Regions from separate parts of the Homo sapiens genome. Here all the other regions are linked to region 5. A link is a contact called in ENCODE Hi-C or POLR2A ChIA-PET data. All regions are on one chromosome and are shown on one strand. Each heading gives the region's core, a stretch centred on a gene start or an enhancer-like site at or near the end of the contact. The rest is flanking DNA. Distances are from core to core; before and after follow the strand shown.

Region 1 (3,870 bases), core at 708-3,207, 1.7 Mb before region 5:
CAGCAGCCTATTTCTTCAAGACTGATAAGAGGACAGCTCTCTACTGCTTCTACTGGTTTTTTACCTGATAAAGTCAGATCTACCCAGGATACTCTCTCCCTTTTAAGTGATTCACAGTCAATTGATGAGAAGCCTGATTAGAGGAGTGAAGTATCCTCTCATGTTCACAAGTCCCACCCGTACTCAAGTGAGGGGATTATATGGGATATTTACACCAGGGGCAACGATCTTGGGGGGCATCTTAGAATTCCATAGTCTCAGAAATCATTGTCCCTAATCAAACAATCAAGGTGCTATTTTTGTTTCAAAGCACTTTGAGTGTTGCTACAAATACTGAATCCCTAAGCTCCTTGTAAATGGCCGGCCAGCGGAGGGCATGGGGTGGGGAAGACTGGATACACACCCCTGTGCTCTGGGAGTACGTTGGCTGGGCGGCATGCTCATTAGCTGCTGCTTCCGAACATAGGTTCAGCTGAAGTGTATCCCAGGCAGTGGACACTTCGTGTGGAATTCAGAAAGGTGGCGCAGGAAGGATACCAGGGAAAGCCAGAGTGAAGGCATCACCCTTGCACAGCTAGCACATGTGGGGGCTCCCATTGTCCCATCAAGGCAGGGCCAGAACCAGAAAGTCGGCTGGTGCCCTGGGCCTGGGCCAGTGATGGGAGGCTCCTCTTCTCTGAGGGTGGCACCTACAGATGCAGTGGCACTGGGTTTCCTGGAGCCCTCATCAAGGAAACTTCCCAGCATGGCCTCTTCAGAACTCCACAATCCAAACTTGGAAGAGACTCGAAAGACCACTTAGTACCTTTTCTTGCCCAGTATAGAAATTCTTCTTCTCCCCTTCTGTGTTAGTTTTTTATCGCAGTATAACAAACTACCCAAAACCTACTAGTTAAGAGCAACAGTAAACATGTATTATCTCTCAGAGGTTTCTGAAGGCGAGGAACGCAGGAGCGGCATAGCTGGCTGGCTCTGGCTTGGAGCCCTTCTCGCGGTTGCAGCCCAGCTGTCCGCCGGGGCTGCAGTCATCTGAAGGCTTGCCTGGGGGAGGCAGACCCACTTCCAAGGTGTTGCTGCATAGGTAGTATGCCCTGCATGAATCGCCCTGTTCTACGTGGGCCTCTCCGTAGCACTGCCCAAGTGTCTCAGGATGTGTAGCTGGCTTCTCTGAGTGCAGAGTTCGGCACACTCTTTCTCTAAAAGGCCGGCTAAAAAAATGTTTTTGGCTCTGTGGGCCCATACGACCTTGACTGTGACTACTGGACTCTGCCACTGTGGAGCAAACACAGCTGTGGGCGTCACATAAGCTAGCGTGGCTGTGTTCCAATACAGCTTTATTTTTAATACTGGAATTTGAATTCCACATCATCCCTGTGTTGTCACAAAATATTCTTATTTTGAATTTCTTTTAGCCATTTACATGAAAACCATTCTTAGCTCATAGACCTTGGAAAACTAGGCAGCAGGCCAGATTTTACCCACAGGTACATAGTTTGCCTGCTGTGCCCTAGAGTAAAAGATCCAGGACCTGAGCAGAAGGCACGACGTCCTTTCTGACCAAACCTCAGAAGTCACACTGAGGCTCTCACCTTCTCCTTCAGGTTACACCATGTGAGAGTCAATCACGTGGGGATGTGAGCTCCAGGACACAGGGGAGAGGACCACTGGGGATCCGGGAGCCTGGCTACCCCCCAGTACCCCACCAACACACACACACACACACACACACACACTGCCCCTCACAGGTGACCATCTGCTCCACACTTTGAGCAGCGCAGCCACTGTTTTCTTGCCAGCCATTATGAGAAAAATCATGCTTTCAAGTCTGAATATAAGCCATGGAGTAAGAGGTCTGATGACCACTGAATCTGCATAAAGGTACAGTGCTAGAATCTAGGCTAATACTAGAACTGGTGGTATTTTAGCAAGCTTAGAAACAGCCCATGAAAGCAGGTGTGAGTTCTGCTTCTGTGGTTTAGGGTGGGTGAGGGAGAGCGGTATTGTTCTGTGCTTTCTCTTTGACTCGGGTAAACGTTTATCTACAAGAGACTTGTGGGATTCTTACTTGGTCCACCTCCAGGTGACTGGGCTTTTACTATTAATGTAAACTGCCTGGGACGCAGCCCCTGCCATGGGAAACGCAGGGCACTTCCTGTTCTCAGCATAGAGTGACAAGGAAATTTACTCAGAGCGGTTACTCTGACATTCAATGTTTAGTTCAGGAGGCATTTCTGCTTTGCCATCGAGAATTTTTCTCCCTTCTAAGAAAATGTTTTCTCCTGAGAAAATTTTTCTCCCTTCCAAGAAAAGAGTAGAATGAAAGGAGGCAACTTGGTTTCATAGGGAGTGTCATGTTGTCCTTCTGAGTTTACTGATGAGCTTACCTGAGAAAGGAGGGTTCTAGCATGGGAGTTCTGTTGCTACAAGACATGAAAGAATGGCCTCCGTTTATCCCGGAGAGGAGAGTCCCTGAGCCCTTGGGAGTTGCCTTGAAACCTCTGCCGGGTCCCAGGTGAGAAAGTGTGTGAGTTGTGTGGTTCTGAGATCTGAACAGGCACCATCTGGTGACACTAGGGGCTGAAGGAGCTCGGTGGCTGCAGGTGGACTGGAGCTCACCATCAGGAAGTAGCCAGATTCTCACCCCTCAGTGTCACCGAGTGTTCTGGCTTTAGAGGAAGGACTCCGTGGTCCCCAAGCCACAAGGTGTCGAGGTCTGAGTCTCAACGCCATGACTCAGTGTGAATTAACTTAGCAGGTATCACAACATCAGATTTGGGTTGTGGTTCCCTGCTGGGTCTGTACTTTAGATTGATGACAAAGCCCGTCCTCAGCCTTATTTCAGCCCAGATCTCGGTATTTATGCCACAGATACTGTTGAGCTCCTCTGGGTGCGTGCTGACCCTGAGGTCACACAGATGAGCCAGGAGTGGCCCTGGCTTTCAGGAAACGTAGTGACGTAAAAGGTCCCGGCTGCTGCGGGATAAGGGCCAGGGCAGAGGTGTGAACGCAGCCGTGGAAGACTTGGGCCAGGAAGCCATTTGTTCTGCTGCTAACACTTCCACAGCTCCACGTGTCCAGACTGTTGCCAGAGACGTCTTTGGTCTACAGGATTCAGGAGGGAATCTGAACTTTAGCCTGGAGCATTATCAACTCATAGATGAGTCTGAAACAAACTTAGTGAAATCTGATGTTTTTTGTAGTTTTCCAGTACAGTTTTTCCCATCGCTGGAATCCTGGTTTGGTTCTGCGGGAATCGAGTGCTTGAGTGGGACCCAGACAGACAGGAAGGGCGCTCCTGCTCAGTTAGCCCCAGTAAGCTCACTGAGGCACACAGGCCCCATGTCCACAGCCGCTCCTGGCTGAGGCGTGGTTCCTAAGACGACCCTTACTGTTGAGGGCTGCCAGGAGGGAGAGACACATTCAGCCCCGCAGGTCCTCTGGGAATCCGGTGAGCGTCGGCACCGGGCTGGGGCCGTGCTGATTCCCGGCAGCGTGTGGGAATGTGCGGGTGCCTCGTGGCCTGCTGACATCGCACACAGGTCACAGCCTGTCCAGTTCAGGACATCAGGGCCAAGAGTGAAGTGAGAATACGGAGGCACCTCTGTGTGCTCACCCTGCTGACCGTCACCCAGCCTCCGGGGGGGGTCACAGCTGGCCCCCAGGAAGCTGCTTCCCAGCAGGGCAGGAATTCCATTTGAGTCTTGTCCCTGTTCCAGGAGAAGGGCTGGGTATGTGTCCCCCAAAGGGGAGAGCATTCGAGAAGGATGGCGCCAGCCTCCCCAGAACTGACCTGTGGTTAAAAAAAAAAAAAAAATTGTGCTTTTTAAAAGATGAGTTTTATCAGCTCACACATCCTTCTAGAGTCTAATG
Region 2 (4,023 bases), core at 350-2,849, 1.7 Mb before region 5:
GTGCCACCATGCCCAGCTAATTTTTTAATTTTTCGTAGAGATGGGGTCTGTGTTGCCCAGGTCCCTCTTGAACTCCTGGCCTCAAGCTATCTTCTCCAGTCGGCCTCCCAAAGGGCTGTGATTACAGGCGGGAGCCACAGCGCTCAGCCTAAAAATAACTCTTTAGCCAAAAGAAAGTTTTAAAAAATTGTCTGTTGTATTCTTTGATTTTACTCTATGTGGTCTTTTCTATTATTTTTAAAATAAAAAAGATTTATACTCCTCAAGTGTAACATTTTATCAAATCTCATGCTTCTGTTTGATGAAACCGAATGGCTAAATTTTTTAAATATCATGCAATCCATCCCAGTTTGTAATTTTATTATGGCCCTCACACAAGAGCGTGCAAGCTATACTAAGCTTCCTGTGGCCCTCGTTTTTCCTCACTGATATTTGTAACTCATTCCAAATTAAATTTTAGGAGTCTGAAATGTAGCTGTTATATTTGGGAGATGTGAAGAAAAGAATCGTAGGCATCTCAGTAGGCTAGGTATCAGATCACACATGCTTGCTGGACCAAAGAGGACTCCTTACAGTAGGATACATGATTCTGAGTTAGTTTGTGTACTAAGTATATACTATATAGCTTTTGAAGGGGAGACGGGCACAGAATTCACAATATCATGCACTAAGGGTTATTTTGTGTTTGCAGTTTCCAGATGAATGTTTTAAAGTTGGCTGCAGAATACAGCGAGATAGGTAAAATCTATTTGAGTATTACTTACAGACCCCAAAGGATATCCCAAAGGATATGTTGGACTAATTCCTAAAATATCCTGTAAGTCATTGCAGGTACAGGCGTGGATCTGGGTTTGGAAACGCCGCCTGGATCGCTGGCTGGGCTCCTGCAGCCGCCAAGGAGGGGCTGGCTGGAGGTGGGGCTCGGCGTGCATAGCGGCCACGTGACTGCGCCCCGGCCACGCCCACCGTCCCTCACGTGGTCCCAGGCCACGCTGGGCTTCGGCATGTGCTAAAGTGGATAGAAAAGGGAGTGGGGCCCGGGCGTGGCTTTGTGGTTTGGGAAGATATGAACTCCTTGGGGTTTTTTTCTCTTTTAATTCTTTAATTTTGATATTTGGAAATGCGTAAAAGGTTTTTCATTTGTCCTTGACCACGTGGTCCAAACCTCAATTTCCCTAGCAGAACGCGGTTTCGATCACTGGTGGATCCGTCTCACAGCACCAGTCATGCTGCCTCGCTGGGAAGTGGAGGGCTCAGGATTCCCGTGGTTCACGATCCATTTTATGTTGGAAGGAAATCATTTTGAACTATCTCAGTACACACCCTAGTGTATCTTTAAACCTAATTGAGTGTTGATGGAAAATCTGCGGTCCGAGAACCGTAAGAAAAGGGGGCTCCCACCTCCCGCTCTGGGGTCGCCACTTGCCTCGCAGGCAGGAGGAGGCTCCCAGAGTAGATACAACTTGCCCGTCACCCGGATGGGTTGGTAGTGCACATATGCACGGGGCGCAGTTTAAAATGAAAGTAAAAGATGCAAATGTGTTTGCAAAAGAAAAATTAACATAGGATACGTGCGGGCGTTCTCAGTTGAACTCGGTCTTACTGTTCCACGCGAGCACCCCATGACTCAGAGCCCAAATCTCAGCGGAACAGCCCAGGACGCTCCTGCCGTCCACAGGAAGACGCCTCTGTCTCTGTCCCCCGCCGCCACCACACAGATGCACGTACTCTCTTCACTTCCGTGTACCCAGTAAATGCAGATCCTGATTTAAATCTGCAGCACGCTGCTTTCTTCCCATTGCATGTGGGAAGCTTCAGGTTCTCTTCGGTTTATTTTCTCATCACCTTTATTAAAATGCAGTAAAGCAAGGAGTATATTAATGCGGGCCTCTGCAAATAGAGGGAATTTATTGAAAAGCAGAATGGCTTGAAAGATTGAACTTCATCTTAAAAATCAGAAACAGACTCTTGTTATTAATAGCTTTAGAAACGAAAATCTAACTTCTGATAAATTATTTCAGAGGAGTGGTTCAAACGTGTAGTAGATAGCTCTGCCTGGTCATCAATTATAGTGACGTCCTTGCATCAGCTCCAGAAACTCAGAATATTCATGAGCTTTCCAGTCTGACTCAGACCTTCAGGAGCCATGAAATTTTCCTGTTGGGATGAGAGGAAGCGCTGGCGGTCGTTTCGGCAGCTTAATGAAACCAGAAATAGATAAGCACGAGTGAGGGGTGATGTCCGCTTGTTTGCTCCCATCATGTTGTTTTTAATGTGTGAAAGTGAAAGTTTTAAAAGTCATACTAAATGTGTGATCCTTTTTAGAATTCACTGGGTACGGGTACGTGGAGGAAGTGTTTTTGTTTTTGTGAATTTGTTTAAACAAATGACTGAGGCTTTGTTTTCCACTCTGTCTGGCCAAGCACCATTGCTACACTTTTTTAAATTCATGACATCCTGAGCAGTGAAGCTGTTCTTCAGCCCGCCTCTCCATTTGTGACTGGAAGACAAGGAGGCAGACACCAATGGCGCCTCTCACAATGGAGGTTTATTTTTTTTTAATCTAACGGAGGGATTGTAGATGGTGTAAAACTTCCTTGTGCCAGGAGAGAAAGGGGGAGAGAGAGAGAGAGAGAGAGAGAGAGAGAAATAACCCATTCTAAACAACTTTAGGAATAGATGATCCGTAGGCATCAACTTTGCGCAGCAACAAAAGCCACTTTCTGAACCTCGTTCTGTGAAGTTTTAAAACAAATTGGGTTTGTTTAATTAAAATATTTCTTAAAGGCAAAAAGCACTGAGCTAATTTTTAAGAATTTTAAGTTATATATTAATATGAGTAGTGATTTATAATTTTCTGTTGAAATACATAAATTCGAGAAGCCCCACCCCTACCACTTGCCAGTCTTGAGTCCCCACGGCTCCTTTGCCTAGGTCTAAAGTCACTGCTTGCACACTCCTGCCTTGCATATGCCTTGCCATCGTGTGGGCCTCTTGGCTGGAAGTGTTCTTGTCCTCCCGTTAGGTATCTTTTATGACGTGAATCCTTACCTCTAATTATTATCTGTGTGTACATCTCATCACCTGCATCTGACTGTGTGCCTTGTGTATGTCTCTTAGCCCTCACAATTGCCTGACATGCCTTACAAACGGGTAGACCAAGTGTTAAATGAACAAATATTTAATAAGAACTTAAAAGCTTTTTGACTTTATATATTTTTAAAGCCATTGTGATTAAACACTATGTTTGATGTGGTGCTAATTCTGTGCTTTATCAACTGTGTGAATTGTAGTATTTTTAAAGTAGGAATAATTGAGAAATATTTTGAAGTTAGGTTAAGCATAGCAGTAAAGTTTCCACTTTTTAAAATAGCCAAATCCAGGCCAGGCGCAGTGGCTCGTGTCTCCAATGTCAGCACTTTGGGAGGCCAGGGCGGGCAGATCGCTTGAGGTCGGGAGTTCGAGACTAGCCTGGCCAACGTGACGAAACCCCGTCTCTGCTAAAAATACAAAAATTAGATGGTTGTGGTGGTGCATGCCTGTAATCCCAGCTACTCAGAGAAGTGTTTGAACCCGGGAGTTGGGGGTTGCAGTGAGTTGAGATTTCACCACTGCACTCCAGCTGGGGCAAAAGAATGAGTGAAACTCTGTCTCCAAAAAAAAATCAGAGCGTGGTGGTGCACACCTGTAGTCCCAGATACTTGGGAGGCTGAGATGGAGGTCAAGGCTTCAGTGAGCCATGATGGCACCACTGCACTCCAGCCTGGACAACAGAGTAAGACCTTGTCTCCAAAAAAAAAAAAAAAAAGCCAAATCTGTTGGGTTTTTTTTTTTGGGGGGGGGGTCCTTTAGAATGGCCCTGACAGATCTTTAAGGCATGGAAATGAGCCTTATGCAAGCTCCTGGCAATCAGTATGTGAGTTCTGTCTCCTTGGCAAGATACAGCCTCTTAGACCCTCAGTCTGGGGAAATAATGCTGATTTCTCCTACGAGTTACGAGAATTACGCTAGAAAACTCTGTGG
Region 3 (4,279 bases), core at 1,190-3,689, 1.1 Mb before region 5:
AGGGCTGATGGGGAAACCCTGCCACCACCTCTGAGCACCCACACCTCGCCCACCCCAGGAGCTGTGCCTGGCTGCCACTGCTCCTGCGGCCACCACTGTCCCTTCCCTCCTGAGTCACCAGCTCTGAGTCTGGTGTTGGCACCTTCACCTGGCTGGGAAGCCCCACTCTTTGAGCCCCAGCTGCAAGGCAGGCTGGAAAAAGGAAGTATCTGACCATCACTTACCTTTCAGAGAGGTGGTTTTGCTCTTCACAAAGACTCAAAAAATAAAAAAAAAAAGAGTGAGAGACGCAATTCTCCACATAAATATCAAGATCATGCTTCAGGTGCTGGGAAACCAAAGCTCATAACAAGGGCCTCCTTTCACACAAGAAACACACTGGGGCTGGCCTGAGAAGGTTCTCTGAGAGCCTCCAAGGTGCTCCACCCAAGGACACAAACCAAGCAGCATGGAGAGGCTGAGGGACACAGAGATTCTGCCTCCAGGAAGAGGAGCAGAGGCCTGACAAAGACCAAGGAGCTGGGAGAGAACTCATGAGAGGGCCGAGAACCACAAGGAAAGCCCCTCCACTGTGGAGGAGCCTGGGGTGAGGCACCAAGGAGGGGAGCCCCTCCCCTGAGGACTGCGTTTATCCAGCTTGAAGATGGGACTGAGCTGAAGGAAAGCCCACCGTGGCTAGAAGTACTTGAGCCGTCAACAGTAAAGCTACTCACTGTGGGCGGCACCAGCCCTCCCTCCCATTGCTAGGAGTGCAACACTGGGATGAAACCAGATTCTGTGGAAAATCGGTCAGGGCCAGGAGGAGAGGGAAGAACTCAACGCTTGGATGTGGATGTCGGAGCCCCCCTCCCATCCATCTGCTTGGGGGGAGGAGGGGTGGGAAGGGCAAGGCCGAATCGGGGTAAAGGCCCCAGGTGGGCAAATAAGGCAGCTCCCCATTGGTCCACATGTTGACCTTTTGTTTGTGGCCTTTTGCCCACAAGGACAGTATTTCCACTTAAAGGTCACCTCCCCCAGGCAGCAATCATTACTGTTTTGCAGCCTGTTGGGAAAGTCAGATGTAAGCCATCAGATAACAAAGAAAAAACACGACAAGAAGAGAAACAAATATTTCAGGGCACTGCTCTTGTCATTCCTCACCCCTGAATGCACCGATCACCCTGGCCAGCAGAGATGGCTCCCGCCTCCTTGTTCAGCTCTTACGGTCACGGGGTTTGCCTTCCTCGCTGATGCCACCAGCATCCTTTGGCTGGAAACAAAACAGCCCCATCAATTCAGATTGTTCTTAGGAGCTTTCAGAGGAGATATTGGTTGCATTTAACACACAGTCGGGGCCAAAATAAAGGCTGGGTAGGTGCCCGGGTTATTCAGCGGGAAATGACATCCTGCTCAGGTACACAAATGTCATGCTCCCCAAGCCCTGACACAGGCAAACCGTCTCACAGCCTTCCTTCCCCAGGACTCCAGATTTTCCAACCGATGGTTCTCTTCTTGCCTTCAGACACAACCTGTCCCGTTTGGGAAGGCCAAGACAGGAGACCACAGTGGCAGGGAGCAAACAGGAAACATGAGAGTGGTATCACTGACCTAATCTTTTCCTTTGCAGAAACAATCTCAATTAAAATGCATCACTTCAGAAACCCTATGAAGGACCCGCTCTGTGAATTCTTTCGAAGGTCATCTTAATAATCCAAACCAGTTGCCCAACCAGGAAAGAATTATTCTCTAACATAATTGAAAACACCCACAGGCAGGTGCTTATTGCTTGTGAAAATGAAGACTCATGCATCATTGGAGCCTTAGTTCCAGAGAAGGTGGGATGTGCACGGATCTGTTCTTTTGACAAAGCAGCATGAGGAAAAAGACTCTGTGGCCATTGCCCCTAAAAATAAAGGTATCCTGCCAAGCTTCTCACTGGCATCCTCAGCTTCCCCTTTCTGAGGCTGAGATGAGGTTTCCTTGGCCTCCTCACCCCCACCACCATAGAGCAGAGAGGCCCAAAGTCTGTTCTCAAAATCACTCACATTCAAATGTGAGTAACTGACATCAGCCAAATTGGGAACCAGAGTCAAATCTGAAACTCAAAGGAAAAAGCTTCCAGATAAACTTCAGAGATCTTCACTGTGGGGAGATGGGGGGGACCAACTAGATGGAGTAGGGGATCTTTATGGCCACTGTTTCTCTGAAGGGACAGAAGGACCAGGCTCACTAGGTCTGGGTGGAAACCCTAGCTCTGAAAGTTCCTTCTTACATGGCTTTGAGATGATTACTCGGGGTGGTTCTGAGCTTACTTATTGCATCATAAAAAGGAGAGACCCATGCGGACTTCTCAGGGCGAGGATGAAGTGGGATGCTATTTGTGAAGGTGTTTGGCCCATCAAGGTGTCCATAGGACTAAAGACCCTACGCAGAAACACTCGTGGCCAGGACCGGGCTCCTCCAGGCTGTGGTCAGAGCGGGCCAGGTTCTAGTGGAAAACTCTGCCTCAGTCAAGGGCTGCTCAGGGGTTGGTGCTCTCAGTAGAAAGCCAGTCTCTGGTACGTGACTGGCACAACCTACAGGGGCTTCCAGAACCCGTCACAGCAGTGTGCCTGGCCTGCAGGGTACCTGAGCATTGCTCTCTTAACCTAGCATTTATTCATCAACCTCCTGGAGCTCCTCCTGGAGGCCTGGCTTCAGAATGAGTCATATTGCCCGACACCACACTCTTTTGTTTAGAATTGATACAGGACATGGGGTTCCTGTGAAATTAGCTTGAAATTAATTTAGCCACAATAGCTTATTGTTAGATTTAATTGTAAATGAAACAATTCACCAGGGACGTTTCACTTTGTAAACAAGCACCTCAGAGTCAGCAGGGAATTTGGGTATTTTTTTTCCTACTCTCTAGTCGCTGCATAGGTTTTTACAAAATTTGTGGCCAAGCATAAAAAGCATTTTGGACACGGCTTTGGAGGGACAGCCCACTGCCATTCGTCACCCTCTTAGGTGCCCTGGCACTGGGTAGGAGCAGTCTGCTTTCACGCAGCCTGCTGGGCACAGGAAGGTGCTCTTTGCTGCAGTCAATACATTGTCCAAAAATCACCCTGACTCCATTCCAGAATCCCCAGTGCTCCTGCAGAAGCATCAGTGCTGCTCATATTAAAGAGTCCAAAAAACAGGGTCTGGGCAGTCCAGGCTATGGTTTCCTTCAGAAGCCCTGAAGCCAGTGTTTCTTAGAACATGATGCCACACCACCGTTGGAACATACAGTTATTATCAACATATAGTTCTCATGTTAATGGTTACATGTTCATTTTAAGATGTATTAAAACAAAAATCATTCCTCAAAACTGTGATTTCATGGCAATACACATAAGTTTACATTAAAAGGCAGGTCAGCCAGGGACAGTGGCTCATGCCTGTAATCCCAGCACTTCGGGAGACTGAAGTAGGCAATTGCTTGAGCCCAGGAATTTGAGATCAGCCTGGTCAACACGGCAAAACCCTGTCTTTACAAAAAATACAAAAATTAGCTGTGCATGGTAGTGCATGCCTCCCAGCTACTTGGGAAGCTGAGGCAGGAGAATCATCTGAGTCTGGGAAGTGGAAACTGCAGTGAACTGTGATTGTGTCACTGCACGCCAGCCTGGGTGACAGAGGACACCCTGTCTCAAAAAGGAAAAAAAAAAAAAAAAAAAAGGTAGGTCAATATGAAGAAGAGTAATTTAAAATTAAAAAAAATTAAAAAGTAAATTATATGCAACTTAAAACCAGGAGATATCATCTTACACCAGTCAGAATGGCTGTAAAAAGACAAAAAAACACAGATGTTGGTGAGGACGCAGAAAAAAGGGAATGTGTATGTACCATTGGTGGAAATGTAAATTAATACAAACACTATCCAAAGGAAAATAAATCATTATATCAAAAAGTGGCCAGGCATGGTAGCTCATGCCTGTAATCCCAGCACTTTGGGAGGCTTAGGCGGGCAGATTGCTTGAGGTCAGGAGTTCAAGGCCAGCCTGGCCAACATGGTGAAACCTCATCTGTACTAAAAATACAAAAATGAGCCGGCTATGGTGGTAGGTGCCAGTAATCCCAGCTACTTGAGAGGCTGAGGCAGGAGAATTGCTTGCACCTGGGAGGTGGAGGTTGCAGTGAGCCGAGATTGCACCACTGCACTCCAGTCTGGGCAACAGAGAGGGACTTCATCTCAAAAAAAAAAAAAATTACCTGTATTTGTATGTTCATTGCAGCACTGTATAGAATCAACCTAAGTGTCCATCAACAGATGATT
Region 4 (4,032 bases), core at 1,533-4,032, 1.5 Mb before region 5:
TGGCAAGAGAAGGGAGGCTTGGATGAAGGAAGAACTGGGTTTTCCTCCTCTTGCTCCCTCCTGGGATCCATTCTGCTCCTCTTTTCCAGCGCTCTGGGCTTCTCCAGGCTCAGCCAACACCCTAAGGCGCTAACGGCTTCTTAGCTTCTTGCTCTTGCTGGTCCCTGGTGCTTCCTCATCCCATCCATCCCCATCCCATCAATCATTCCCTTCCCTCTGAGTTTGCCTCTGCTTCCTGGCCAGACCCTGCCTGCTCAAGTCTGCTCTTGTGGTCACAACTCTAATACTTCTAGTCACTTCACCCCTCCGAGCTTCAGTGTTGTGAGGATTCAGTATGAAGCAGCAGGATATTATCCTGAAAGAGTAGCTGGGGGTACTTCCCCCCTCCCACCTCCCGGCCCTGCTAGTTCCTGATCCCCTATAACTCTTTCCCTACCGGGGCAGCTGCATGCTGGAGCAGTCAATTCCTCAGGGACAGGATTTACAGCAGAAATGGGGGAAAGGGTTTTGAGTTTCAAAGTCCAAGACCCTGAAGGGCACTGGGCAAAGAAAGACTAATGAGTCACTGCAAAGTGTCCTGCTGGGACTCACTGGTCCCTGAGAAGGCTCTCCCACCCTGCAGGGCTGCCCCCTGCCCAGCCAGGGGATGTGGGACAGCAGAACCCGTTAGCGTGGGGAGTCAAAGAGCTGAGAACAAACAGCTGCAGCGGAGTCCAGGCAACTGTGAGAGCCGCCCCCCCGCACCCCAATGTCCCAGAGGGGCCCAGGACCGGCAGGGTCTCCACATAGGTTTGGGCGATGACACCACAGCAGCTCTGGTGTTTGACAAGCAAAGGCCAGGTGTCAGTGTGCACCTGGGGGAATGGGAGGATGGACAATGATGGGGTGATGGGGGTCCAAATCCCCCTGTCCCACACCAAGGTGAATGAACCCAAGCACTGAATAAACCCACTTTCCACCCCCACTTAGTTTTAGCAGAAAAGGACAGGGAATTATTCATTGAAAGATATTAATTTCTACCACCTACAGAATGGGATCTCCAACATAGGGTCTCTAGAAAAAGGAAGGGCCACTTTCTGCCTTGCTTGTGATTGGAGGCTCATGGCTGTGACAAGGAGAGCACTAGAAGCTTTGTCAGAGGCCCTGGACCAGCTTGCTGAGTAGTCCACCTTTCCATGCCATCTGTAAAATACACTAACTGCTGGCCCTGCCATGAGGAGCCCTCTGGCCAGTGGATGACCGTCCAGGTCTCGCCCTGGGCACTTGTGTTGCCACAAGTTCAAGGGCACCCCAACCAAGGGTCAGCTGGTTTGTCCCTGTGAGCCTTAATGACACTTATACTGAGAACTGTCATTCATAAATAACTGCCATGAAAACTAATGAAATGCAAGTGTACAAAAAAGAGCTGTGGTTTCCATGGCAATTAAACTGAATACTTTCTTAGGGAAATGCTGGAAAGAAACAGCTGTCACATTAGGGGTGTGTGTGTGAGATTTGTAAAAGTTCGGGGAGATGTTAGATGTCTAGAAAGTTCTGTACTTGGAGCACTTTATGGTCTCTAAGTTTTCACTCCAAATGAAAGAAATTCGTTTTGGAAAATGTAATGTACTATGAGGGTAGCTTGTATAAGAAGGGCAACTGGGACTCCTGTCAACTGACATCAAGAGAAGTATTTTGCACATTAAAATACTGGTAAATGGATATATATTTATGTTTTAAGTTAAAAAGATTATTTAGGCTGGGCACGGTAGCTCACGCCAGTAATCCCAGGACTTTGGGAGGCCGAGGTGGGCGGATCACCTGAGGTCGTGAGTTCGAGACCAGCCTGACCAACATGGAGAAACCCCGTCTCTACCAAAAATACAAAAAAAAAAAAAAAAAAAAAAAAAAAAAATTAGCCAGGCGTGGTGGCGCTGGCCTGTAATCCCGGTTACTCGGGAGGCTGAGGCAGGAGAATCGCTTGAACCCGGGAGGCGGAGGCTGTGGTGAGCCGAGATCGTGCCATTGCACTCCAGCCTGGGCAACAAGAGCGACACTCTGTCTCAAAAAAAAAAAAAAAAAAATTAATGCACATGTATGTGTAATGTATATATATGAGATGAGGCCTCTCTCTGTTGCCCAGGCTGGAGCGCAGTGCCACAATCAGGTTCACTGCAGCCCTGAACTCCTGGGTTCGAGTAATCCTCCCGCCTCAGCCTCCCAAGCAGCGCGTGTGACACCACCACGCCAGGCTCCATATATATATATATATATATATATTTTTTTTTTTTTTTTTTTTTTGGTAGAGACAGGGTCTCTCTATGTTGCTCAGGCTGGTCTCGAACTCCTGGGCTCAAGCGAGCCTCCCACCTCGGCTTCCCAAAATGCTGGGATTATAGGCCTGAGCCACCGCGCCCGGCCCATATCGTTTTTTTAAAAATAGAAAAGCCACCAATCTCCAGGGCCTCGGGTAAGAAGTCGCTCCAAAATCGCCAGCACCACAGCAACTCAATAGGCTTCTATTTCCATCCACCAAGGCCAGGACACTCGTATGCTCCCGGACGCCCTCTCCGGCGTCCCTTCGCTGAGCCCGGCCTGGCTAGCCCGCCACCCCGCCCGCTGTTACCCGACTGCCCGCACCGACCACCTGCGGCCGCCAAGGTGCGGCAGGGGGCGCTGTGCGGCCGCAGAGGCCGCGCCGGGCCGCGCTCTGATTGGCTGGAGGCCGCGGCCCTCGCCCAGGCCGCCCGCCCAGTCTGCCCGCCCCGTCCGCTAAGTGCCTGGGCTCTCCCGCTCGCGTCCCAGTCTGCGGGCCTCCGGGGCAGCGGCGAGGCCGGAGCGTCGCGGCGGAGAGGACGAGACCGGGACAAGACCAGGGCAGGAGGGAGCCGGCCAGCCGCGAGAACCCCGCACGCCCGGCAAGATGCTGTCCTGGCGGCTGCAGACGGGCCCCGAGAAGGCCGAGCTCCAGGAGCTCAACGCCCGGCTCTATGACTACGTGTGTCGGGTGCGGGAGCTGGAGCGCGAAAACCTACTCCTGGAGGAGGAGCTGCGCGGCCGGCGCGGGCGAGAGGGCCTGTGGGCCGAGGGGCAGGCCCGCTGCGCCGAGGAGGCGCGCAGCTTGCGGCAGCAGCTGGACGAGCTGAGCTGGGCCACTGCGCTGGCGGAGGGCGAGCGGGACGCTCTGCGGCGCGAGCTGCGGGAGCTGCAGCGCCTGGATGCGGAGGAGCGCGCCGCCCGCGGCCGCCTGGACGCCGAGCTGGGTGCGCAGCAGCGCGAGCTGCAGGAGGCGCTGGGCGCGCGCGCCGCCCTCGAGGCGCTGCTGGGCCGGCTGCAGGCCGAGCGCCGAGGCCTCGACGCGGCCCACGAACGCGACGTGAGGGAGCTGCGCGCGCGCGCCGCCAGCCTTACCATGCATTTCCGCGCCCGCGCCACCGGCCCCGCCGCGCCGCCGCCACGCCTGCGGGAGGTGCACGACAGCTACGCACTGCTGGTGGCCGAGTCGTGGCGGGAGACGGTGCAGCTGTACGAGGACGAGGTGCGCGAGCTGGAGGAGGCGCTGCGGCGCGGCCAGGAGAGCAGACTCCAGGCGGAGGAAGAGACGCGGCTGTGCGCGCAGGAGGCAGAGGCGCTGCGGCGCGAGGCGCTCGGGTTGGAGCAGCTGCGCGCGCGGCTGGAGGACGCGCTGCTGCGGATGCGCGAGGAGTACGGGATACAGGCCGAGGAGCGGCAGGTCCGTGCGCGGGGATGGCGCGCTGACCCCATACCCGCTGCCGTCGCCCCAGCACCCTGCCCTTGACGGCGTGGGGCAGCGGCCCCTTCACCAGGGGCGCGGCGTCGCGGACCGGTAGGGCCCGCCCAGAGGGTGCCCGAATGGCATGGGGACCCGGACTCGGTCCGCTGGTCCATCGACTCAGCGGGCGAGCGCGGGGCGGCAGGTCCTAGCGGATAGCCCCGTCCTCGTCATGGGGTTAGGTGGCAGCTGCTTTAACTCTTGACAAGCGTGACTGGGCGCATCCTGATAGGCCACCCTGTTAGCTCTAGGTTTTCCTT
Region 5 (3,941 bases), core at 363-2,862:
CATTACCAGTCATTTTCCTACCACTCTGCTTCAGCTACCCTAGCCTTCTTTCTGGCAGTTCCTGTAAACAGCAAAGCATATTCTAGCATCAGAGGCTTTGCATTTCTAATTCTCTCTGCTGGCAAAATTCTCTCCCTAGATCTTGGCATGGCTGGCTCTTTGTCATTCAGATCCCTGCTCAAATGTCACTTCCTCAGAGACCTTTCCTATCTGTCTTAGTCCGTTTCCTGTTGCTTATAAAATAATTCCTAAAACTCGGTAATTTATAAAGAAAAGTAATTTATTGTCTAGTTTTGGAGGCTGGGAAGTCTAAGACTGACGGACCACGAGACAGCACCGCAAAGTATCACGTGGCCAGGGGGCTGAGCAGGCTCACGAGTTGTCAAGTCTCTCCTTAAAAAGCCACCAGTTCTACCTCCGTGATAACCCATTAATCCATGAATAGATCAATCCACTCGTGAAGACAGAACCCTCACGGTCCAACCACCTCTTAAAGACTCTACCTCTCAGTACTGCCACATTGGGGATTAAATTTCAACATGAGTTTTGAAGGGGACAGATATTCACACCATAGCACTACCTATCTAATACAGCCCATCACGTCCTGGTCAAAATCGATTCCACCATTCTGCTTGATTTTCCTCATATAACCCATCCCTATCTGATAATTTTGTGTTTGTTTCCCCGAAATCACTATCTTGTTCACTGTTGTCTCCCCAGGGACTAGAACAGTGGCCAGTAAACACTTGCTAATGAATAAAGTGCTTAACAAACGTGTCTTGATCAGTCTATCTCGCGTTTTCCCCACGACCCCTCTCCATTCATTCACAGGAACCCGCCAACGTTGCTATCCTTTCAGGAAGGTCCTTGGATCGTCATCGCTATCCCAAAGAGAGTCCGTTCTCCCACTTCAGGCGAGGCATTGCCAGCCTGGAAGCTAACGGGGTCTCAAGGACCGACAGCCGCGCCAAGACCGGGCACTTGCGTCTGACAAGCGCTGAACAGGGGCGGAGAAACAAGGCACCCCTCTACTCGCTTCCTGGAGCCTGCCGCCCTCCCAACCTTAAGCCCTGAACCAGGCTCTCATTTGGCCGCACTCGTGCCTCCCCTGCTGCCAGCACGGCGGCCGGTCCCGGTTACCTGCCTGGGATCTGGCTCAGGCGAACTCTCTTCACACCGCCATTTGAGGGAACACAAATGCCCGCTCTGGGCCACCGTAGTTCACAGAAAGTACAAGCTGGCACCTCCTCCCGCATGCGCAGAGACCGCCTTCGGCGAATAGTGTCTCTTAGCAACGGCTTTGAGTCCCTCCGCCAGGGGCGGAGCCTCGGAAGCCACCACGGGGAAGCTGTAAGGGGAAGTGAGTGAGACCAATCGGAGACGAATCTCTGCCCCGTTCGGCACGCCTCCCTTAACTGTCGCGAATGCAAAGGCAACTTTACGGCAGGCAGAGGGTGGGGGCTGCCGGGGGTAAGGAGGAGAGAAGGAAGCAACCAACCAACCAAGTCGTCCCTACTCCCTCCACCCCCACCCATCCCGGACCTGGTTTACGGCTCCAGGCTCAGGCTCCACTGCGGGCGCTGATTGGTTGTTGAAGGCTTGGTCCCATCCCAGTGACCCCAAAGTGCTGAAGGGAGGGGGCGGGGGTGGCCCAGTGCAAAGTGCATCCCGAAAGCCCCCTGTCCGGAGACCCCACGGCTGGCACTTCGGGCCCCGTATGACCTGGGACCTCGCCGTCCCGAGACCTCCTGGGTCCCTCCGTAGCTGGAAGCCTCCGGCCCGGAGCGCGGCAGCCCCCTGCTCCGAGCCCTGGACCGGGACTGCCCCCCCACCCGAGCCAGGACTTCCTCCCTGCCTCCCTGCACCTCTGCCCCAAGGCTGCCCGGCGGCCGGGATCGCCACCTCCTGCCTTCTCGGCTGTTCGGATGTTCGCCGGGCTGGGGCCGTGAGGCACCGAGGAGGATCAGGAACACCAGGGTCCGGCCCTGCCTGGGGTATTTCTTCAATGGAGAAGTTGGTGAGTGTAGAGGAGGCTGAAAGGAGGAAGAGAAGCAGCAGCTGAGGAGACAGGTAAAGTCCTTTACTTCCCCCGAGGGGAAGAGTGCTGGCTGGGAGGGTAGGAGGGAGGAAAATCTCTGCTTTTTCTTGCCTGCCCTTGCCACTCTCCAGCCCCTTTCCTGAGCTCCCCCCTCCCCACCTCTGAGACACTACACCACTCACTGGTTTCTGTTTTTCTAGGTTTGAGCTGGCTGAAGAAGACGCGAAAGCAGGAAGAGGTCTGCCCACCTATCAGAGAAGCAGAAGGCACAGTGCCTCTGACCAGCATCGTCTGTAAAGGTAATGAGCCAGCCCTCCCCTCCCCCGTTGTTTATTCCTGGCCCCTACCTCATTAAGCAGTGGTTTATTTTCAGGGTGGTTGCCTGGGAATGCAACCTTTCCTACCCCCCCCACCCCCACCCCCAGTTTCCCAGGAAAAACAAAAACATTACCCGTGCCTGATACTTAACATTTTATAACTTCTCTACCCAGGACAGTATTTTCCCACTTTCTTTCTGTACAGTGTGTTTCTGTGTTTTTCATTATCTTTTGGTACACTGTGCCATTTACTCTGCTCTGAGGCTTTGAGACCTTTTTGTAGCTACCCTCCCTTCCTTACTCTCATAGGAATTCCTCAATTCCTTGTTAATTGCTTGTTAATTCTGAATGACTTTCCTTTTTAATTAAACCACAATTTACTGTTTTCCCCCTTACTCTTTCCTATCACCTTTCTTCTACCTGCATCAGAAAAATCTTTTGAGTTATCTAACTGACAACGATTTGGTAGAGAAAGGTAAATTATTGGCCTGAGATTTATGAGTTTCAGAAAATAGTTTGATTTTATTTCCTACTAGAAAGCCAACCTGTGTACCTTAAGAGTGTGAATGGTATGAAGACAACATTATTACCCTGAAGCACTTAGGCATAATTAACTCTTTGGGCTTTCTGTGTGTTTGTGTGTGACAAATGTGGATGGGCTTTGAAACTTATAAAGATACAATGTTTCTTACACCTCAGATTTTCTAGGAGAACTTTTAAAAATTTGCACAATATCTTATTAATCGTTTGACTCAGGAATTTAAAAACAAAGGAACCTTTTGGTGTGTTTACATATCTGGGTCTTAATTTTAGCACTCTATAAAAAAGATTTCTCATTTTAAAACTTTTACGTAGAGTTTGCTGGATTGAAATTTAAGCATCTAATTCATGTGATCACATTTCTGCTGCCATATTTTGTTGCTGCTTCTGAAAATGCTCTGAAAGTAAACTTAGGACATTAGTGTAATTCCTAAAGGGGGGATATAAGCATGGAAATTATACAAGGTTTAATTCCAAAATTAGCCAAATGGATGACTTTTTTAACATCCAGTAGCAAAAGTATAAAGTGACTTGTTAATCTGAGTTATTTTAATATCCCAAATTGTTTAGGGAATTTTTGTTACAAGGAAGTGCTTAAAATAGCAGAAGTTAATATTTTTGATTTCCTATGTTCCACTGGACTTTCTGCCCTCCACAAAAAGAAATTAGTATCTTTACTGATTCTGTTAATTCTTAAGACATAGCTAAAGAGATAAAGACATAGCTTTTAAGGGGATCTGAGGTATGCATATTCTTGAGACATGGAACTGCATGCCAAAAGAAGAGATTCTAGGGAATAGGATTTAGAATCAGTATCTACCAATGACTGTTCCCTGTTGAAAACTTAGGGCAGCTTTTGTATGTATATGTAGGGAATCAGGAGTACTAGACTACATCATTTCAGTAAAAGCTACCCGGAAATCTTTAAAGGCTAATTTTTATTATGTAAGTATGGAAGTTGTCAGGGAGATGGCCTAATGATTACTTCAGAACTTTTAAAAAATGCTAAAATATTTGAAGTATGTTCTAAAGATCAAAATGAAGTA
Region 6 (3,985 bases), core at 1,480-3,979, 1.0 Mb before region 5:
ATTCACTGTGGGCATTATGTCCTCTAAGAAGCCTACCCTAATTCTTGTCCCTCCTTAGACACTCATCATCTGTGCTCTTCCTGCACTCTAGGAAACCCCTCATGATGGGTTGTGTTTTAAGGTGTATCCTCCCCACGGCCTGCCAGCCCCTTTGAAGAAAGGGCTGCTCTTTCTCACCTCTGTATCTCAGTGCCTGGCCCAGTGCACAGTCCCTGCAGCTCAGAAACATCTGGACCCCTGAGTGCCTTTAAGGAGGCCAGAGGGGAAAGACTGACAGATGCTGCTCCTCAGTTCCCTCCAAGCCAGTGGCACACGTAAGTGCTCGGCACAGGGTCTTTCTGAGCGCTCGAAGTTGCTAGAGACGCTAGACTTCAGGTATAGGTTTTCAACAGCTGAAACAGAGGCTGTGGCAATTTCCTAAAATTGGTTGCTTTTACTACAAATAACAGTGATTGTGCTCTGCTAATAGCTGTGCTCCACAATTCTTAAACTTAGCCTTCCACTTTTCCTTCTCTCCTTCCTTTCCTTCCTTCCTTCTTACCACTGCCTGCAATTCTCAGACAAGGGCTTTGACATGCAGAGTGGTGGGGAGAGAGGTGCTCTTTAAGGTGATGCAAACACTCTTTTCATTTCTGCTGTGGCTGGACTCATAGTTGAGTTCTCTGCTTGACATTTTGAGGGTAACAATAGCATTGGAATGGGTAAGGGCTGGGCAGTCTGAGCTGAGTCTTCTGTGCCTCAGGAGGCTCAATTTCTGGAAGGGTGGGAGCCGGAGTGGAGCAATAAGGGTGAAAACATCTTTTGGAACAGTCTGTTTTCATTGCCTCTTCTTCCAGGGTGACAGCAGGTGGCAAGGAGAGGGCCACTGATCACTGTGCCCCCACTCCAGACCCTAAGTTTTAAAGGATAAGTATTAAACTCTTCTCGTCCTCTTGGAGCAGAAGAGCCAAATCCAGCCGGCTCTGCAGCTTCTGGCAGGTTAAAAAGCATGCATTTCCACATGACTTGCTGATTTACACCACATTTTGACATGTTTTAAAAACCTCCCTGCAGTTCCTTTTGCTGGCTCCCCTGAACACTGGTGTTGTGGAGCTCTGAGCAGAGCTCCAGGTTTATTTTCTGGCGTCTGCTGTCTATGTGCCGCCTTTGTTTTGGGCTCTCCCCAGCACATTGCCCCGTTGTCCTTGAGGGAGGAAGCCAGCCAGTCTCTGGCTTCCTTTGTAACTTCCCAGTTCCTCCACTCACAGCCTCTGCTCATCTGCTCACCCACCCCAACCACTTTGTTTTAAGTGCTGCGGGATTGAATTTCTCATCTTCAAATGCAAACAACCATTTGGCTTCGTGTCCATTACACAGGCACCTCTGGGGGCACATGCAGGCACTGTGGCCCCGAAAAACTCTTCAGAGGTGAGCGGCTTTCAGGATGAGAGGGCCAACAATGGCTCATCTCCTAAAGACCTCGATAAACATAATCAGTAGCCCCAGAAAACACAACAGCTGTCCCAAGCCTATCCCCTTTGCACCTATCTCAGAAAAGGCAACATGCAGAGTGGTCAGGAGTTCAAGTCCTCAGGGCCCTACTCTGAAGCTGTGACCCTGACAGGTCACTTTAGCGCTCAGCTTCCCTTTCCTCATCTGTAAAATGGGAATAGAAACTGAATCTGCTTCATGGGGCCTTGTAAGTATTACATAAGCTGTCATATGCAAAATGTCCATCACATAGTTCACCGCCCCAGGCATCCTAGAAACTATTAAGTCACGATAAGGAGGTTGCTACTGTCCTGGGACCTGGGGAGCTCGGCTGTCCAGTCCGAAAGGGCCTTCTCGCCCTCGAGACCCCTTCAAGTCCCTTTCTCTCCGGGCCCGGGTCCCAGAGTCCCCTTGTGCTTGCTCCTGAGGGTGACCTGCCCGTGCCCCGGGGCGAGCACAGGTGCGGCCCTGGCCACAATGCGGGCGTGGCGAGCCGACACCCGGGGAGGCCAAGGGCGCCTCGAGGGAGGGAGGGAGGAGGCTGACCCGGGCGTCCCGAAGGACCCGCCCGGCCCCGGACTCCGGGCGGCAGCCGGCCTCGCGCCCCGCCCCCGCCCCGGGAGCCCCGCCCAGTCCCGTCGCGCCGCGCCGCCCCACCGCCCGGGTTGGCTGCCCTGGAGGCCACGCGCGGCGATTTGCCACGCGCCGCGTCACCGGGCCGCTCCCGGCCTGGGCTCCCGGGGGCTGGTCAGGGAGGTGGCGGCGGCTGAGCGGCGGAGCGGGGGCGGCAGGGCGCGACGCCGCCGGGCCGCCCCGCCCTGGGAGGCGCCCGGGCCCTCATCAAGTGACCAGTATCCCTTCCAGGGGAACACGGTCCTTCAGAGGAAAGCGAGCTCCAACCCGCGGCCCCGGCGCCAAGCCGCCGTCATCTTCTTCCTGTGCCAGGTGATCGTCTCCTCACCCACCCGGAAAAACATAGTCCGCCCCCACGTCCTTGTGGAATAGCGCCCGCTTCCAAGCACCGTGACTCTCTTTGCCCTACCCTTGTCTTTCCCATTCCAATTACTCTAGAACCCACCGAGAGGATAATTCAGTCCTGAAAAGAAACTGATGGGGAGAAGCGAGGAAGGGAACCCAGGAGGGAGGGGAGGCAGGGCTGCGGAGGGACACCGAGGCGGCGGAGGTAGTGCGCACGCGCAGCACAGAACGAGTTCCGGTCTGGCCGAGGCTTGTCTCCTAAAAATAGCCCCGGTGTGGGGATCCGTGCGCGGATGTCCCGGCGAGTCCCGGGCTGAAAGAGGCGGCTCCGGGCGGCGCGAAGCGCTGGTGGCGGGCCCGGGCTGCGGCGTGTGCGCGCCCGCCAGCTGCTCCGGAGATACGGTGAGGGCCGCGGGCAGCGGGGCTCAGTCCGCGACGCCGGTAGTGCTGGAGGGGGGCGGCGTCTCGCTTAGGGGACCGAGTAGGGGTTGGGGTGGAGGTGCTGGGGCGGGGGACGGCGCGGCCGAGAGGGTCGCCCGGGGGGCTCCGGGGACCCCTGGACGAGGCCGTGTCCGGCTTGGAGGGGGCCAGGGTCGCGTTCGCGCATTGGCGGGGCGGGTAGGGTGCTGGGAGGCGGGTAGGGTGCTGGGAGGCGGCGAGGGGTGGTCGGGTCGGGGTCGGCGCTGAGGAGCTAGGCGCCCGGGGAGGTGGGGGCGGGGTGCCCTGAGGGCGGGCCGGTGGGGCTGGATGGGGCTCGGCTGGGCGGGCCGAGGGGAGCTCAGTCGCGCGGGCTGGTGGCGAGCAGCCTCCCCGGGCGCGCACCCCTTGGGGCCGGGGGGCGGTGGTGGACGTCGCCTCCTTGAAAGTTGAAGGAGTTCTCGGGAGACCCCGGAGAAGGTGCGCTCTGAGGGCCCTTTCCTTCCCCTTTTCCCTCCAAGCCCGGGGGTCTCCCCGAAGGGATTAGCCCCAAGTGCGGGGGGCCTTCTGCCCTGTTGGACTTGAAGAAGTTCCCCCACTTCTGCTTTGGGAGAAGATTGGTCTAACGGGGTGGAACGCTTAGGTACGAATTCTGTGAGTGTGTAGATGTCAGTGGCGGGGTCGGTGTTTGGGGCGGACACCTGCGGTTGCGGACGCCCGATCGTGCGGGGAGACGTCGCGGGGACAGAGGGGCTGCACAGGGAACCGCTGGCTGAACCCCTGCCATCCGGCTAGATCCCAGCTCGCAGAAAATATTTTTTGTGTTAGAAACTTTGCTTTTTGGCTCGATTTCATGCCTTTGAGCTGTGAGGGTTAAAGTAAGTGAGATAGTGCAAACAAGTTTGGAAAAGGTGAGCAATCCTGAATAAGAAAACAGTTTTTCTTTAAAAGTGTAACTATAGAATTGTTGCTCACATCCGAAATAGATTCCGGAGCTGTGAAGCGAGCCTCCTGTTATGGTCCAGCAGGGAACCGTGTGTAGCTTGAATATAACATAGTGTTAACCTGCGTTTTAGTTTACAGTGAGATTGGGATTCCAATAAATGCCCTATTAGAAAGG

The links. A loop is a pair of places that touch in the nucleus more often than their neighbours do. ChIA-PET counts read pairs that join two places held with the same protein, here RNA polymerase II (POLR2A). Pooled maps may share reads with other maps.
Region 1: a map with no recorded cell type shows a loop between it and region 5 (18-fold over the local background). The contact joins the enhancer-like site here to the promoter of ASB7 in region 5. A Hi-C loop is called at or near these places in 1 of 37 single-sample maps with no recorded cell type and 2 of 50 pooled maps. POLR2A ChIA-PET finds 5 or more read pairs at or near these places in 1 of 52 experiments (activated CD4-positive, alpha-beta T cell).
Region 2: a loop to region 5 is called in a pooled map, with 10 times the contacts of the local background. The contact joins the enhancer-like site here to the promoter of ASB7 in region 5. A Hi-C loop is called at or near these places in 2 of 168 maps with a recorded cell type or tissue (B cell and CD4-positive, alpha-beta memory T cell), 1 of 37 single-sample maps with no recorded cell type and 14 of 50 pooled maps. POLR2A ChIA-PET finds 5 or more read pairs at or near these places in 1 of 52 experiments (MCF 10A).
Region 3: a loop to region 5 is called in a map with no recorded cell type, with 7 times the contacts of the local background. The contact joins the enhancer-like site here to the promoter of ASB7 in region 5. A Hi-C loop is called at or near these places in 1 of 168 maps with a recorded cell type or tissue (B cell), 4 of 37 single-sample maps with no recorded cell type and 3 of 50 pooled maps.
Region 4: a pooled map shows a loop between it and region 5 (15-fold over the local background). The contact joins the promoter of SYNM here to the promoter of ASB7 in region 5. A Hi-C loop is called at or near these places in 2 of 37 single-sample maps with no recorded cell type and 7 of 50 pooled maps. POLR2A ChIA-PET finds 5 or more read pairs at or near these places in 2 of 52 experiments (A549 and common myeloid progenitor, CD34-positive).
Region 6: a loop to region 5 is called in a map of CD4-positive, alpha-beta T cell, with 5 times the contacts of the local background. The contact joins the promoter of MEF2A here to the promoter of ASB7 in region 5. A Hi-C loop is called at or near these places in 3 of 168 maps with a recorded cell type or tissue (CD4-positive, alpha-beta T cell, CD4-positive, alpha-beta memory T cell and naive thymus-derived CD4-positive, alpha-beta T cell), 2 of 37 single-sample maps with no recorded cell type and 15 of 50 pooled maps. POLR2A ChIA-PET finds 5 or more read pairs at or near these places in 3 of 52 experiments (PC-9, activated CD4-positive, alpha-beta T cell and activated CD4-positive, alpha-beta memory T cell).

The regions. Positions count from the first base shown.
Region 1 is chr15:98,950,599-98,954,468 of GRCh38, forward strand. The region is part of intron 20 of IGF1R (insulin like growth factor 1 receptor); the gene reads left to right. Among named protein-coding and RNA genes, the nearest start is that of PGPEP1L, 55 kb to the right of the region's middle. Within about 2 kb of position 1,958, at least 15 of the 41 ENCODE cell types and tissues checked have a DNase peak (open chromatin) inside an H3K27ac peak, as active enhancers do.
Region 2 is chr15:98,864,537-98,868,559 of GRCh38, forward strand. The region is part of intron 2 of IGF1R (insulin like growth factor 1 receptor); the gene reads left to right. Among named protein-coding and RNA genes, the nearest start is that of MIR4714, 82 kb to the left of the region's middle. Within about 2 kb of position 1,600, at least 34 of the 41 ENCODE cell types and tissues checked have a DNase peak (open chromatin) inside an H3K27ac peak, as active enhancers do; they include B cell, where a contact is called at or near this core.
Region 3 is chr15:99,502,277-99,506,555 of GRCh38, forward strand. It overlaps LOC105371019 (a long non-coding RNA gene), which reads right to left. Exons shown (of 3, transcript XR_001751710.2): 2 at 1,141-1,249. Among named protein-coding and RNA genes, the nearest start is that of MEF2A, 62 kb to the right of the region's middle. RefSeq lists enhancers at 41-110, 391-640, 2,291-2,420. Within about 2 kb of position 2,440, at least 5 of the 41 ENCODE cell types and tissues checked have a DNase peak (open chromatin) inside an H3K27ac peak, as active enhancers do; they include B cell, where a contact is called at or near this core.
Region 4 is chr15:99,102,298-99,106,329 of GRCh38, forward strand. It overlaps SYNM (synemin), which reads left to right and starts at 2,783. Exons shown (of 4, transcript NM_145728.3): 1 at 2,783-3,712. The coding sequence starts at 2,903. SYNM-AS1 (SYNM antisense RNA 1) reads right to left here and starts at 3,580. Exons shown (of 3, transcript NR_187219.1): 1 at 3,391-3,580. RefSeq lists silencers at 2,533-3,442, 3,723-3,892.
Region 5 is chr15:100,600,977-100,604,917 of GRCh38, forward strand. ASB7 (ankyrin repeat and SOCS box containing 7) reads left to right here and starts at 1,613. Exons shown (of 6, transcript NM_198243.3): 1 at 1,613-2,070; 2 at 2,239-2,337. It overlaps LINS1 (lines homolog 1), which reads right to left and starts at 1,208. Exons shown (of 7, transcript NM_001040616.3): 1 at 1,145-1,208. RefSeq lists an enhancer at 1,126-1,465 and silencers at 1,636-1,895, 2,346-2,395.
Region 6 is chr15:99,563,255-99,567,239 of GRCh38, forward strand. MEF2A (myocyte enhancer factor 2A) reads left to right here and starts at 2,730. Exons shown (of 12, transcript NM_001319206.4): 1 at 2,730-2,850. RefSeq lists silencers at 1,901-2,340, 3,181-3,230 and enhancers at 2,052-3,027, 3,028-3,985.